Regions from separate parts of the Homo sapiens genome. Here regions 2 and 3 are each linked to region 1. A link is a contact called in ENCODE Hi-C or POLR2A ChIA-PET data. All regions are on one chromosome and are shown on one strand. Each heading gives the region's core, a stretch centred on a gene start or an enhancer-like site at or near the end of the contact. The rest is flanking DNA. Distances are from core to core; before and after follow the strand shown. Region 1 holds the start of AFDN-DT (AFDN divergent transcript). Region 2 holds the start of MPC1-DT (MPC1 divergent transcript). Region 3 holds the start of RPS6KA2 (ribosomal protein S6 kinase A2).

The links. A loop is a pair of places that touch in the nucleus more often than their neighbours do. ChIA-PET counts read pairs that join two places held with the same protein, here RNA polymerase II (POLR2A). Pooled maps may share reads with other maps.
Region 2: a loop to region 1 is called in a pooled map, with 16 times the contacts of the local background. The contact joins the promoter of MPC1-DT here to the promoter of AFDN-DT in region 1. A Hi-C loop is called at or near these places in 1 of 168 maps with a recorded cell type or tissue (lower leg skin), 2 of 37 single-sample maps with no recorded cell type and 8 of 50 pooled maps. POLR2A ChIA-PET finds 5 or more read pairs at or near these places in 1 of 52 experiments (GM12878).
Region 3: a map of B cell shows a loop between it and region 1 (18-fold over the local background). The contact joins the promoter of RPS6KA2 here to the promoter of AFDN-DT in region 1. A Hi-C loop is called at or near these places in 5 of 168 maps with a recorded cell type or tissue (B cell, CD4-positive, alpha-beta T cell, CD4-positive, alpha-beta memory T cell and 2 more), 4 of 37 single-sample maps with no recorded cell type and 14 of 50 pooled maps. POLR2A ChIA-PET finds 5 or more read pairs at or near these places in 1 of 52 experiments (activated CD4-positive, alpha-beta memory T cell).

What each region holds. Positions count from the first base shown.
Region 1 is chr6:167,825,132-167,828,914 of GRCh38, reverse strand. It overlaps AFDN-DT (AFDN divergent transcript), which reads left to right and starts at 2,119. Exons shown (of 2, transcript NR_027906.1): 1 at 2,119-3,512. It overlaps AFDN (afadin, adherens junction formation factor), which reads right to left and starts at 2,004. Exons shown (of 34, transcript NM_001386888.1): 1 at 1,678-2,004. The coding sequence starts at 1,782. RefSeq lists silencers at 1,852-2,051, 2,966-3,035 and enhancers at 2,202-2,281, 2,312-2,381.
Region 2 is chr6:166,381,381-166,385,163 of GRCh38, reverse strand. It overlaps MPC1-DT (MPC1 divergent transcript), which reads right to left and starts at 1,986. Exons shown (of 1, transcript NR_189630.1): 1 at 1-1,986. MPC1 (mitochondrial pyruvate carrier 1) reads left to right here and starts at 2,224. Exons shown (of 5, transcript NM_016098.4): 1 at 2,224-2,358. The coding sequence starts at 2,288. RefSeq lists silencers at 1,552-2,291, 2,442-2,541 and an enhancer at 2,902-3,081.
Region 3 is chr6:166,625,439-166,629,221 of GRCh38, reverse strand. RPS6KA2 (ribosomal protein S6 kinase A2) reads left to right here and starts at 1,971. Exons shown (of 21, transcript NM_021135.6): 1 at 1,971-2,301. The coding sequence starts at 2,203. RefSeq lists silencers at 1,212-1,271, 1,522-1,691, 1,752-2,101.

The sequences.
Region 1 (3,783 bases), core at 870-3,369:
CAATGAACTATAATGTTTCTGATTTGAGATTTTTTTAATGCTAACTCAATTCAAAATCCCAAAAAGCTGAATTCTCTTTATTAAACCGAAAAAAGATTCCTTTCCACCAGACTTGAGAAATCTCTCAAAAAAAAAAAAAATCCATTCAAACAAAAAAAAAAAGCTACACACCAAGAAAATGTTTTATGGTCAACTTTTTTTACCTTGTGATAAAAAGAAAAATGAATTCATTATTCTAAAAGAAAACATAATCCTGAAACTAAATTATCATGTCACCTTTCTAAAGATACACTAGTCTATGAACGAACACTTAAGTACATAGTACTAACTCCCTTACTAGAACCTAACTCATAAAATCATTACAGAAGATGAATGAATCAGGAGTAACTTAACATAACATCTATGCTCAAATTGACAACCTGAGCCTAATGGCGTGTGTCAGTATTCAACTCAGTATTAAGACAAATGGCTAGCTACCCACGTCAAGTGCAGTCACAGGTACAGATGAAAACAGAAGAAATAGAGTCCTTCCCATGACTGGCAAAAACTCAAGAAATCAGAGAAGCAATAGTCAAATTCTCTCAAAAACATAAAGTGGAATTTAATGATAAAAGGATTACATTTCGTAAGAATGTTCAAATCTGCCAAACATGTTTTGTTGCCTAGGAGCTAGTATTTTATAGCAAGTATTAACTATAAATTACCTATTACAACAAATCAAAAATAGACGCTATTAAAATGATTTCCTAAACGGGCACAAATATTGAGTGAAATTTTTTTATGCTGGTAAAGTCTGTGCAGCCACCGAATGAACAGAGCGCGGAACCGACCCTTGCGGAGCGATTTACAGGGTTGCTCCCCGACCCTTCACCTCCCTCCCCTCTCCACGGAGCCCTTCCTAGTGGACTTGGACTCAAACATTTTTTTAAAAGCTGCTCGGAACGCTTTCAGCAGCTTTGCTATAAACAACCCCCATTGTTACCAGGCCAGGAGCGAGCGTGATTTCCTCCTCCTCTCAGGGAGCCAGCCTGGGGCCGGCGCCTCCCTCCGGGCAGAGGCCGCCGCAGAGGGCCCTTCCTCGCGGCCCCGAAGGTGGAGAAGGCGCGCCTTTCCTCGGAGGCGTCCGACTCCGGGCCTGTGCCATCAGGCAGCCCGCACCTCCCGAACTTTGTGATACTGACTTTCCCCTCCCAGCTGGCAGCCTGCAAGTTTATGAACCCGAAGCACAGCGCGCGTCACAGGCTCCATCCCGGCCACGGCGAAGGGGCGCCGCGAGCCACAACCGGGCTGCAGGTGGAGGGCGCCGGCCCCGCGCGCCGCCGCGCCCCCCGCGCCGCCGGGGATGAGGCCGGGGCCGCGCCGCGCTCGCGGGGGTGGGGGCGGCGGCCCAGGTGAGCCACCAGGTGAGCGGCCGGAGAGGGGAACAGGTGACTGCCGCGCCCCGCCAGCCCCCGCTCGGCCCGCGCGACCCCGGGATACACCGCGGCAGGGGGACGGGGGCTGCGGGGGACGCCGGGGCCCGCGGTGGGCCTGGGGGAGGGGGAGGGGAGAGAAGGGGCGGAGGGGGGAGGGGGAAAGGAGGGCGGGTCCGCGGCTGGCGGGCGGCGGCGGGGGGGAGGGGCGGGGCGCGGCGCAGCGGGCGGGGGTCGCGCAGGCCCCGCGCCCGGCGGTGCTCACCTCGGTCGGCTGGCTGATCTCGAACAGGTCCAGCCGGTTGGCGTTCCAGTGGTGGATGATGTCGGCCAGCTTCCGCCGCTCCTCGTCACGGCCGCCCGCCGACATGGTCCTGGCCGCGCCTCCTCAGCCGCGCGGGGCCGGGGCCGGAGGACGGGCCGAGGACGACAGGTCCGCGGGGGCCCGGCGCCCCTCGCCACCCCCCGCCGGCCGCCTCCGCCTCCGCGGCTGCCTCCGCCTCCGCGGCCGCGCCGCGTCCTCCGACTTGGCCTCCGCCTGGGGCTCAGTCCGCGCCGCGCCGCGCCGCCTCAGCCCCGCCGGCCGGTGTGCGCCCGGCGCCCGCCGCCCGCCGCCCGCACCCGCCCGCGCCCCGCCCGCCGCCGTGCGCGCCGCCGCCCGCCGTGCGCGCCGCCGCCCCGCGCGGCGCCGCCGCACCTCCGGGCCGCTCCACTAGGTGCTGCTGCCGCGGCCGCCAGGGAGGGAGGTGTCGGAGGGCGGGCCCCGCGCGGTGCTAGGGTTCCGTCTGGACTGGCGGTGGTGGGTCCCAACCGGCGGTACCGGGTTCCTTCCCGACCAGCGGTGCTAGGTTCGGTTCGGACGCGCGCTGCTGGATCTAAATGGGCAGTGCTGGGTCCGATGGGTGGTGCTGTGTTGGGTCCGGACGCGCGGTGCAGAGTCCGGACGGGCGGTGCTGGATCCAAATGGGCGGTGCTGGATCTGGACGGGCGGTGATGGGTCCGATGGGCGGTGCTATGTTCGGTTCGGACGGGCGGTGCTAGGTCTAAATGGGCGCTGCTGGGTCCGATGGGCGGTGCTGCGTTCGGTCCGGACGGGCGGGGACGGGCGGTGCTGGGTCCAAATGGGTGGTGATGGATCTGTGGACGGGCGGTGCTGGTTCCAGACGGGCGGTGCTGGGTCCAGACGGGCGGTGGGTCCGATGGGCGGTGCTAGGTTCGGTTCGGATGGGTGGTGCTAGGTCTAAATGGGCGGCGCCGGATCCGATGGGCGGTGCTGGGTTCGGTCCGGACTGGCGGGTCCGGGTCTGGACGGGCGGTGCTGGATCCAAATGGGGGTGCAGTGCTGGATCTGGACGGGCGGTGCTGGGTCCGAACGGGCGATGGGTCCCATGGGCGGTGCTAGGTTCGGTTCGGACTGGCGGTGCTGGGTCTAAATGGGCGGCGCTGGGTCCGATGGGTGGTACTGGGTCCGGACGGGCGGTTCTGGGTCTGGACGGGCGGTGCAGTATCCAAATGGGCGCTGCTGGGTCCGGACGGGCGGTGCTAGGTTCGGTCCGGACGGGTGGTGCTGGGTCTAAATGGGCGGTGCTAGGCTCAGCAGGGGACCGGTGGGCGTGGCGGCACAGGTACGGAGCGCAGGGCCGGTGGAGCGCCCTCTCCGAAGGGCCCTGCGCTCCCCGCGCTCGCTGCTCCTCCTGCCCGCGCATTGCCCCGGGGCTGCTGCGTGTTTCTTCCAGGGTGATTCCTTTCCGCTGGGTCACTTCAAAGCCGACCTTTTCAAGCTGTTTTCTTCCGCGGAGGACACGTTGTTAGGCTTTGTGTGCATTTCAAGGGTCATGTTTTCTGAACCGCGCTCTGCCGCTCTTGGGGTGTTCGAGCCCCCACACTGCTGTGCGGTGTTCCTCTCACAGAGTGAGGTTGGAGGGTCCCACTCCCTTTGTGTGTCTCCTTAGAAAACGCCTCTTCTCTCAGACACATCGTTATCTGCCAATTCTTCGCAGACGTAGAGAACGGACTGCAGAGTTAATAAACGTCGAGGGGAAGCTTTGATGCGCCCCATTTGGCCCTGAGAGATGCCACGTGATCGTCATTTTAAATCCTGTACGTGTCCCCGTGGACGTGGAAACCTGAAATTAATTTCAGTAGCAAGCTTTGTGAATTGTAGGGATTTTTTTTCATAAGGTGTCTTTTTTGTAATTGCCCCTCCCCTCCCCCACCCTTTGTTTTGGCTGCAGAGCGCCATCTCTGCAGTCTCCCCACGCCGGGTTCAGTCAGGCGAAGTTGCGTTATCTGTGATGTGTTGTAACAAAAAGCGTTTATCTTTGAAACACTAAGGCAAGTAATGAGAAGAGTGAACTATATTTGACAAAGC
Region 2 (3,783 bases), core at 737-3,236, 1.4 Mb after region 1:
TCAAGGTCAGCTGTGACCAATAGAGACCACGATCCTAACAGAAAATGAACCCCACTCAATCAAGGGCTTACCATTTTCATTCTCAAAGGCATTTCTTCTTAACACCACTTATTTTGAATAGATAGCATAAGTAGACTGTACAAATTTCAAAAAGAACAAAGGAAGATACAATGAAAAGTCAGTGTCACTCTTGGTCATCCTTAGAGGCAGCCACTACTAACATTTCTCCAGTATCTTTGCAAACATGAATGTATATATTTTCTTTGTCCCTATGCACAATGAGTAGCATACTTTATACACTATTCAGAACCTGGGTTTTTTTCTTGAAAATAAAAAAGATATTTCATATCAGCACATAAAGAATTCCTTTATTCCTAATGGCTGTATACTAATCCACTAAACGGATGCACCATAATTTATTTAACTCTCTCCCTATGGGTAGATATGTAAACTCTAATCTTTCCATACTAAAAACAATGCTGTACACATGAAATTGCACAAACTGGCTTGTCTATCCTAGGAAATCTCTAGATGGGCTTGCTGGATCAAAGGGGATGTCCATTATTAACACTAATACACTGCGGGTCACTAATGTTGAGAATTCCTGTTCACCAAAGGCATTTCTTTTATTTTTTATTTTAGAGACAGGATCTCCCTCTGTTGCCCAGGCTGGAGTGCAATGGCACAATCTCGGATCACTACAACCTCCACCTCCCGGGTTCAACCGATTCTCACGCCTCAGCCTCCCGAGTAGCTGGGATCACAGGAGCGCATCACCACGCCTGGCTAATTTTTGTATTTTCAGTAGAGATGAGGTTTCACTATATTGGCCAGGCTGGTCTCAAACTCTTGACTTCAAGTGATCCACCTGCCTCAGCCTCCCAAAGTGCTGAGATTACAGGCGTGAGCCACCGCACCCGGCTACCAGAGGAATTTTGTTATATTTATTTGTTTTTTTTGGAGACAGGGTCTTGCTCTGTTGCCCAGGCTGGAATGCAATGGCGCAATCTTGGCTCATTGCAACTTCCGCCTCCCGGGTTCAAGCGATTCTTCTGTCTCAGCCTCCCAAGTAGCTGGGACTACAAGCACATGCCACCACGCCCAGCTAATTTTTTTATTTTTAGTAGAGAGGGGGTTTAACCGTATTGCCCAGGCTGGTCTCGAATTCCTGACCTCAGGTGATCCGCCCGCCTCGGCCTCCCAAAGTGCTGTGATTACAGGCGTCAGTCACCGCGCCCGGCCACCAGAGGCATTTTAAATGATCGTCCACATTAGAAACAAAACGAAACGAAACAACTTGGAAAAGTGAGCAAAAGCCTTCAATGTGTTCTTTTCTCTGCCTTTGTGATCCGAAAGTCGTGCTGCGGTTTATATACTCCTAGGCGAGGGTCGCGTGCTAATGATCCCTTTCTTTTCAATATGCACCCGCGGTGGGACTTACAGAACCTTTATTTTCAACACGTAAGCAGTCACGCTTCCTCGAGCCTAAGGCTTTGTGCTATTCTTAAATGCTTTCCTCCTCCGACGCTGCGGCTCCCTCCTGAGCCCGTAGCTGCAGCGCGTTGGTGAGGAGCGCCGGCCCTGGGTGCCGCCCGCCACCCTGGAGGGACCGGTCCGGGGGAAAGTGCTCGGGAGAAGCCAGGGGCCCCGGCTGCGGTCGCTGGCCCGGGGCTCTGCGCACTCCCCAGTGCCCGGAAACCGCAGGCTGGCCCAGCTTGCGGGCCGGGTCCGCCCACGTGGGTGTGGGAAGCGCAGGGGACGCGGGCCGCCCGGCCAAGGTGCCCTTGCCAGGAACCGGCGCAGACACAGGCCCTGGGCGGCGCGGGAACCCGGCCAGTCCCACCGCGCGCTGCGCCGCAGGGGCCCCACTGCAGGTCGCCCCAAGACCGCGCGACGCTCGGCAGGGCGCCCACAGTCCTGTGGGTCAGAGAAATGTCACCTCCACGTCCCCGCTGGCCGGGAGCCGCTGGAGCCTAGCAACCGCCTGCCAGCCCCGGCCCAGCCCCAGCCGTTTTACGGCAGCGGGCCCCGCCCCCGTGCGCCACCGAGGGCGGGAAGGAGGCGTGCGGCACGAGCCAGCCAGTCCGCGCCACCATCTCTGGCCCTGCGCCCTGTCATTGGCCGAGAGCCGGGCGGCGCGGCGCGGCCGTAAGGCGTGGCCGGGTGTCGTGAGGCGGGCCTTCGGGCTGGCTCGCCGTCGGCTGCCGGGGGGTTGGCCGGGGTGTCATTGGCTCTGGGAAGCGGCAGCAGAGGCAGGGACCACTCGGGGTCTGGTGTCGGCACAGCCATGGCGGGCGCGTTGGTGCGGAAAGCGGCGGACTATGTCCGAAGCAAGGATTTCCGGGACTACCTCATGAGGTGACGAGCGCCGCAGGCCGAACCCCGCAACCCGGAGGGGCTCCCGGGAGGCTGCGACCCGTGCAGTCCGCGACGAGGGCGGCCGCGAGGACGCGGTGGCCCCGGGCAGCGGGTGGGCCGGGGCCCAGGCGAGAGGGTGCGCTTGTCAGGGGGGCCCCACCCGGATCCCTCCCGGACCGCCACACCCCGAAGCGGACGGCGTAGAGAGCCGGTGACAGTGGGCGCCTTTCAGGGCGGGGGTGACAGTGGGCGCCCCTCAGGGCGGGGGTGACAGTGGGTGTCCTCTCCCGGCAGGGTGACAGTGGGCGCTCCTCAGGGCGGGGGTGACAGTGGGTGTCCTCTCCCGGCAGGGTGACAGTGGGCGCCCCTCAAGGCAGGGGTGACATTGAGTCCCCTTCAGGGAGTGGGTGACGGTGGGCGTCCCTCCTGGCCAAGGTGACACTGGGGACGCCTCTCCTGGTAGGCATAACAGTGGACGCCCTTCCCGGCCAGAGTGGCAGTGGGGACCTGGAGGGACGAAAGCGACGGCGCTCCTCAGGACAGGGTGACCATGGGGACGCCTCTCCCGGCAGGGGTGACAGTGGGCGCCCCTCAGGGCAGGGTGACCCGGCAGGGGTGACAGAGGCTCGTTCCTCTCCCATGGTTGGCAGTGGGCACGTCCCTCCGGGCCAGTTGACAGTGGCTCGCTCCTCCGGGCGGGAGTGGTTTCCTGGCCGGTTTCTACCAGATCCTCGGAGTGGGTCGCCGGTCACCTGCGGCCGTCCAGGTGTGCCAGAGGCGGCGACCTGGGTGTGGGGTGGGGAGACGCCAGCGGGAGGCGCTGCTGAGAGCGCGGCGCGGCGCTGTTGGAGCGGAGCTTCGGGTGCGCCCAGCGCGCTTCTGGGACAGCGGAAATAAAATGTGCTGGCCTTGGGTTCGCCTTTCGGTTTTCTCATTCTAAGGACTTTAAGCTTGGGAGGAAGTACAATTTAAGATGTTTTTATATACGAAATTCTGTCAACCAAAGTAAAGTGACGTGTCTCTAAGGTCATACTTTTTCTTCTTGTTCTATTTTCTGTTAACTCCTCCTTTCCAGTTAGAAACAAAGAGCATTCGCGGTTGGAAAGCCTGAAAATACACTTTCTATAATTTATTTGCACCTCTCATCTTGGGGCGCTTGCTTTTATTTCAAAATATTGAATATAACTTTGAAGCAGTTTTAGGTTATTTAGGAGTGTAATTTTAGTTAGTTTTTCAGTGTATGATTTTAAAACCTAGGTACGTGTACAGCTGCGGTTTTTTTTCGGTAGTTAATAGTGTGGTCAAGAGGTAAAGAGATGAAAGCTGAGGAGGAATAAATCCTGTTATAACCACACAAAAGGGATAGTATGAAGGCAACTTGATTTTAGCAATAAAAAAGTTTTAAATCCTGAATTTTATTGCAAA
Region 3 (3,783 bases), core at 722-3,221, 1.2 Mb after region 1:
CCAGTATTACTGGCTCCCCTTCCGAGGGAAGCATGGTCGGGTTGGTCCTCCCTCATTCCCGGAGTCTGTGTCCAGTTGGAGGTCCATCTACCTCTTCCCGTGCTGGGTACAGAGTGTCTTTGTGTTTGCCTAGAGCCAGGATGCCTGAGGGTCCCAGCAGGGATACAGGGCACTAAGAGGCTGGTTCTGAGAGCACAGATTACTACCCTCCCAGCAGAACCTTAAAGGAAGCAGGCAAAGCAGTTTTCATGGGCACTTAACTGGCACACCATCTTGAAAAGGAGCAAAAAGTGGTGTTTGGTGTCCTTGTGGGGTCCTGCACTTCTGTTTTTAAAGAATAGTCATTATAGATCCTTTAATACATAATATGAAAATCAATTGCACTATTTAAATTCACAAAGCACTCCCACATCCGTGATCTTGCATAAGCCTCTTGGTATCCAGTAAGGGAGGTGAGACAGGTTTCACTCGTATTTTCCTCTTAGAGATGAGTCGTGGGAACAACGTGCAACGGCACCCAAGTTCACCAAGCAAGGAAGGGGCAGCGCCAGAGTCGTGGTGCTAAACTCCCGGCTTCCACTCCGGAGCAGCACCGCTCAACGCGGGTCTCCAGGAAACCCAGAGAGCCTATCTGACCTCACCTCAGCCCGGATGCAGCATGACTTTAAAGCTCTTATTTAAGGACATTCTGACCTCTCTACCCACCTTAGCCAAAATAGACTACACAAGTATTAACGCAACATCTGACTAGTCCAGGGAGCAAAACAACGCGAGGATTTTGCAGTTCGCACTGCAAAAGAGCAAGCAAGACTTGTCAACTCACCACCGCACTCGTTTCTGCTCTTTGCAGGTGGTGATGGTGCTATGTCAATGGGCTCGGTTTCTCCCTGTTTTTAAATACAAACTCAACACGTGCACAAGAGGAAAACAGAGCAGGCTGCACGGGGTCGTGAGCCCGCATTCTCGGCCCTGCTGCAGCCCTTGGTGAGCATTTCTAGGAAAAAAAAGAAAAAAGTGTTTCCCTTTAAGGCGGATCCCGAGCGGCGCTGCCGCCAGCAGCGGGTCTGAGGGCCTTGCCCTAGACCCAGGTCACCCCGCCCGGGTATTCCCAGCGCGGGCCCTGATAAGCCATCTGTGTAGACGTTTCCTAGAGCGGGACCGGCTGCGGAGGGCGGATGCGTCTTTGTTCTGCAGCCGCGGGAGGGAGGCGCCCCGAGGGCTGCCTGAGCCCCCGCCCTCGGGCGCCTTTGTCCGCTCCGGCGGAGGGAAGGCGCCGGTTCCGCGGAGGGCGGCTCCTGGCCGAGCTGCAGGGCCCGCTGGCAGGCGGCGGTCCCTCGCTCGCTGTGCCGCTGAGGTTTTGGCTGCGTTTGCTGATCAACAATTAAAGTTTGGTTCGGCAGAGAAAAACATGATGACAAAGTGTGCATAGGGATGTTTTAAGGAAGGAAAACATAATGACGGCCCCAAGCTGGAAGAAAGAGCAGCCGGGCCGAAGTTGCGTGACAGGAACGCCCGCGACTGCGCGGCTCCGGAGCAGCTGCACAACTCGCCCGGGCCGGGAGCTGTCCCGGGCCGAGGCTCATTAGGTATGCGGCGGCTGCGGGCACTGATTGGCGGGCAGTGCTGTGGGCGGGGCCGTGGGCGGAACCGCGTGGGGGCGGGGCTGCACGGAGCTGGTTCTTGTAGGAAGGAGTAGAAAGAGGAGGAGGGATGGGCACCTGGAACCACAGGGCGGCGCTGATGATTGGAGGTATCGGCAGAGGCGGGGCTCTCCCGGGCGGGGCGGTGGGCTCTCATTGGCAGTGCTGGTGGTGGGTGGGAACGGGAGGGGTGGTGAGCGCTGATTGGCCGTAGTGGCGGGGCGGGGCGGAGGAGGAGGAGGTGTGCGTGCCGGGGCGCGGAGCGGCGGGCGCTGATTGGTGGTAGTGGTGGTGGGCGTGGTGTAGGCGTGGCGCGTGGCCGGCGCTGGTACTCGCAGGGGAGGCGGAGAAGGAGGCGGAGGGAGCGATTGTGGCCCCGGCCGCGGTGGCCGGCGCGGCCTGCCCTTTGTGACCGCAGCTCGCGCCCCACGCCCCGCGCCCATGGCCGCCGTGCCGGGCTCCCTGGCCACGCGTGCCCGCCCGCGGACCTGAGCCCCGCGCCTGGGATGCCGGGGATGCGCGTCCCCCGGCCCTGCGGCTGCTCCGGGCTGGGCGCGGGGCGATGGACCTGAGCATGAAGAAGTTCGCCGTGCGCAGGTTCTTCTCTGTGTACCTGCGCAGGAAGTCGCGCTCCAAGAGCTCCAGCCTGAGCCGGCTCGAGGTAATGCGGCCGCCCTCGGGGCGCGCAGGTGCCGGGCACTGAGCGGGCCGTGGTCGCCCGAGCCCGCCTCGCCACCCCTGGGTGGACCCCGAGACCCGTCAGGGAGTTCAAGTTACTGGAAAGCTGGTCCGGTTCCGAAAATCGAACCAAACGGCTCCAAACGTTATCGCTGGGACTCCGTAGTAATTGGGCGGTCCGTGGGTCCTCGCGGGGGCAACTCCACCCCCACTGCATTTCCAGCTGGTTTCTCCGCCGCTGGCTGCACGGGGTGTGGGATGGTCCCCTGTGGGCCACAGGGAGCCCCGGGTGAGGAGGGGCTTTCTCTGCAGCTAGACCGCCGAGTGGCGCGGAGCGCTCCGCGGGGGTCCCTCAAAGTCCCGAGTGGAGAAGCCCCCCAGCTCCGCCCTCCGAGGCGCTGATCAGGTGCTGTCTGCCGTGCCCGGCCGGCAGGTTCCACCTTATCTTGTAGCTCATTCGTGCACTTGAAGTCAGTGTAGAATTCACAGAACGGGGAAGAACAGGCAGCAGCACAATCTGCTTAGGCGTCTAAAACGGCGTTCAGGAGTAAAGAGCCTGATGCAATATCCTCGCAGCGCCGAGGCTGATACAGATTCGTCCTGAAAACCCAGAGTACTCCCAAAGCCCTGTCCTTTCTACCTGTCCCGCATCTTGGCATCTTAGAGTTTCCTTGTGGACGGTTCTCTCGTGGTGTGTTTTATTTCAACCATCAAATCTTATTCTCTTATTCCCAGTGTCCAAATCACATTGTTGAATCTATAGATGACAAAACAGTGAAACGTGTTTAAGTGAAAAAGACATGGTGATGGGGAGACTGAGGCTGGGACCCAAAGATTTCGCCTGACACTGTCCCGCCTTTGCCTCAAGGCTGGCACCTGTGGGGTTTTGGTTGGTTTGTTTCAGCTGGAACAATCTCAAATGTTTCATCTTGGTTTTCTTTGTCCCAGCTGCCATGATATTAGACACAGACATGGGTTCTGTAACCATTGAGAGACCTGAGGAATAGACAAAAAAGTAGAAGAGAATTACTTGTTTAAAAAGTTTCTCTTATGGCATCCCTAAATCAGAATTGGAAGTACTAGATAGGATCAGTATGGCCGGTTCCCGAGGGTAAAACACATCTTTCAAACAAAACTGTTAATCCAGTACTGGAGGAGGGCTTGCTTTTAAGTCTAATATTGAAAGAAATGAAGCACACCAGTGAGGCAAATCATTTTCCTGGGACACAGGCACTTAAAAAATCTGAAGTTGACAAGATCAGAAACTCAGAACAGTATTTATCTTTATCCGGATACATGTCTTTGTTTCCTGTTTCATCTCAATGCCAAGTTTATTAGACAACTCCTTGTCTCCTTCCATTTACTGTCTTTGCCAAGAAGAGGTACACGTGTGAGCACACTCCAGGCATTGTTTATGAAGAGCAGCACTAGACACTGGCTGACCAGTGGGAGTTCAGGAATCTGC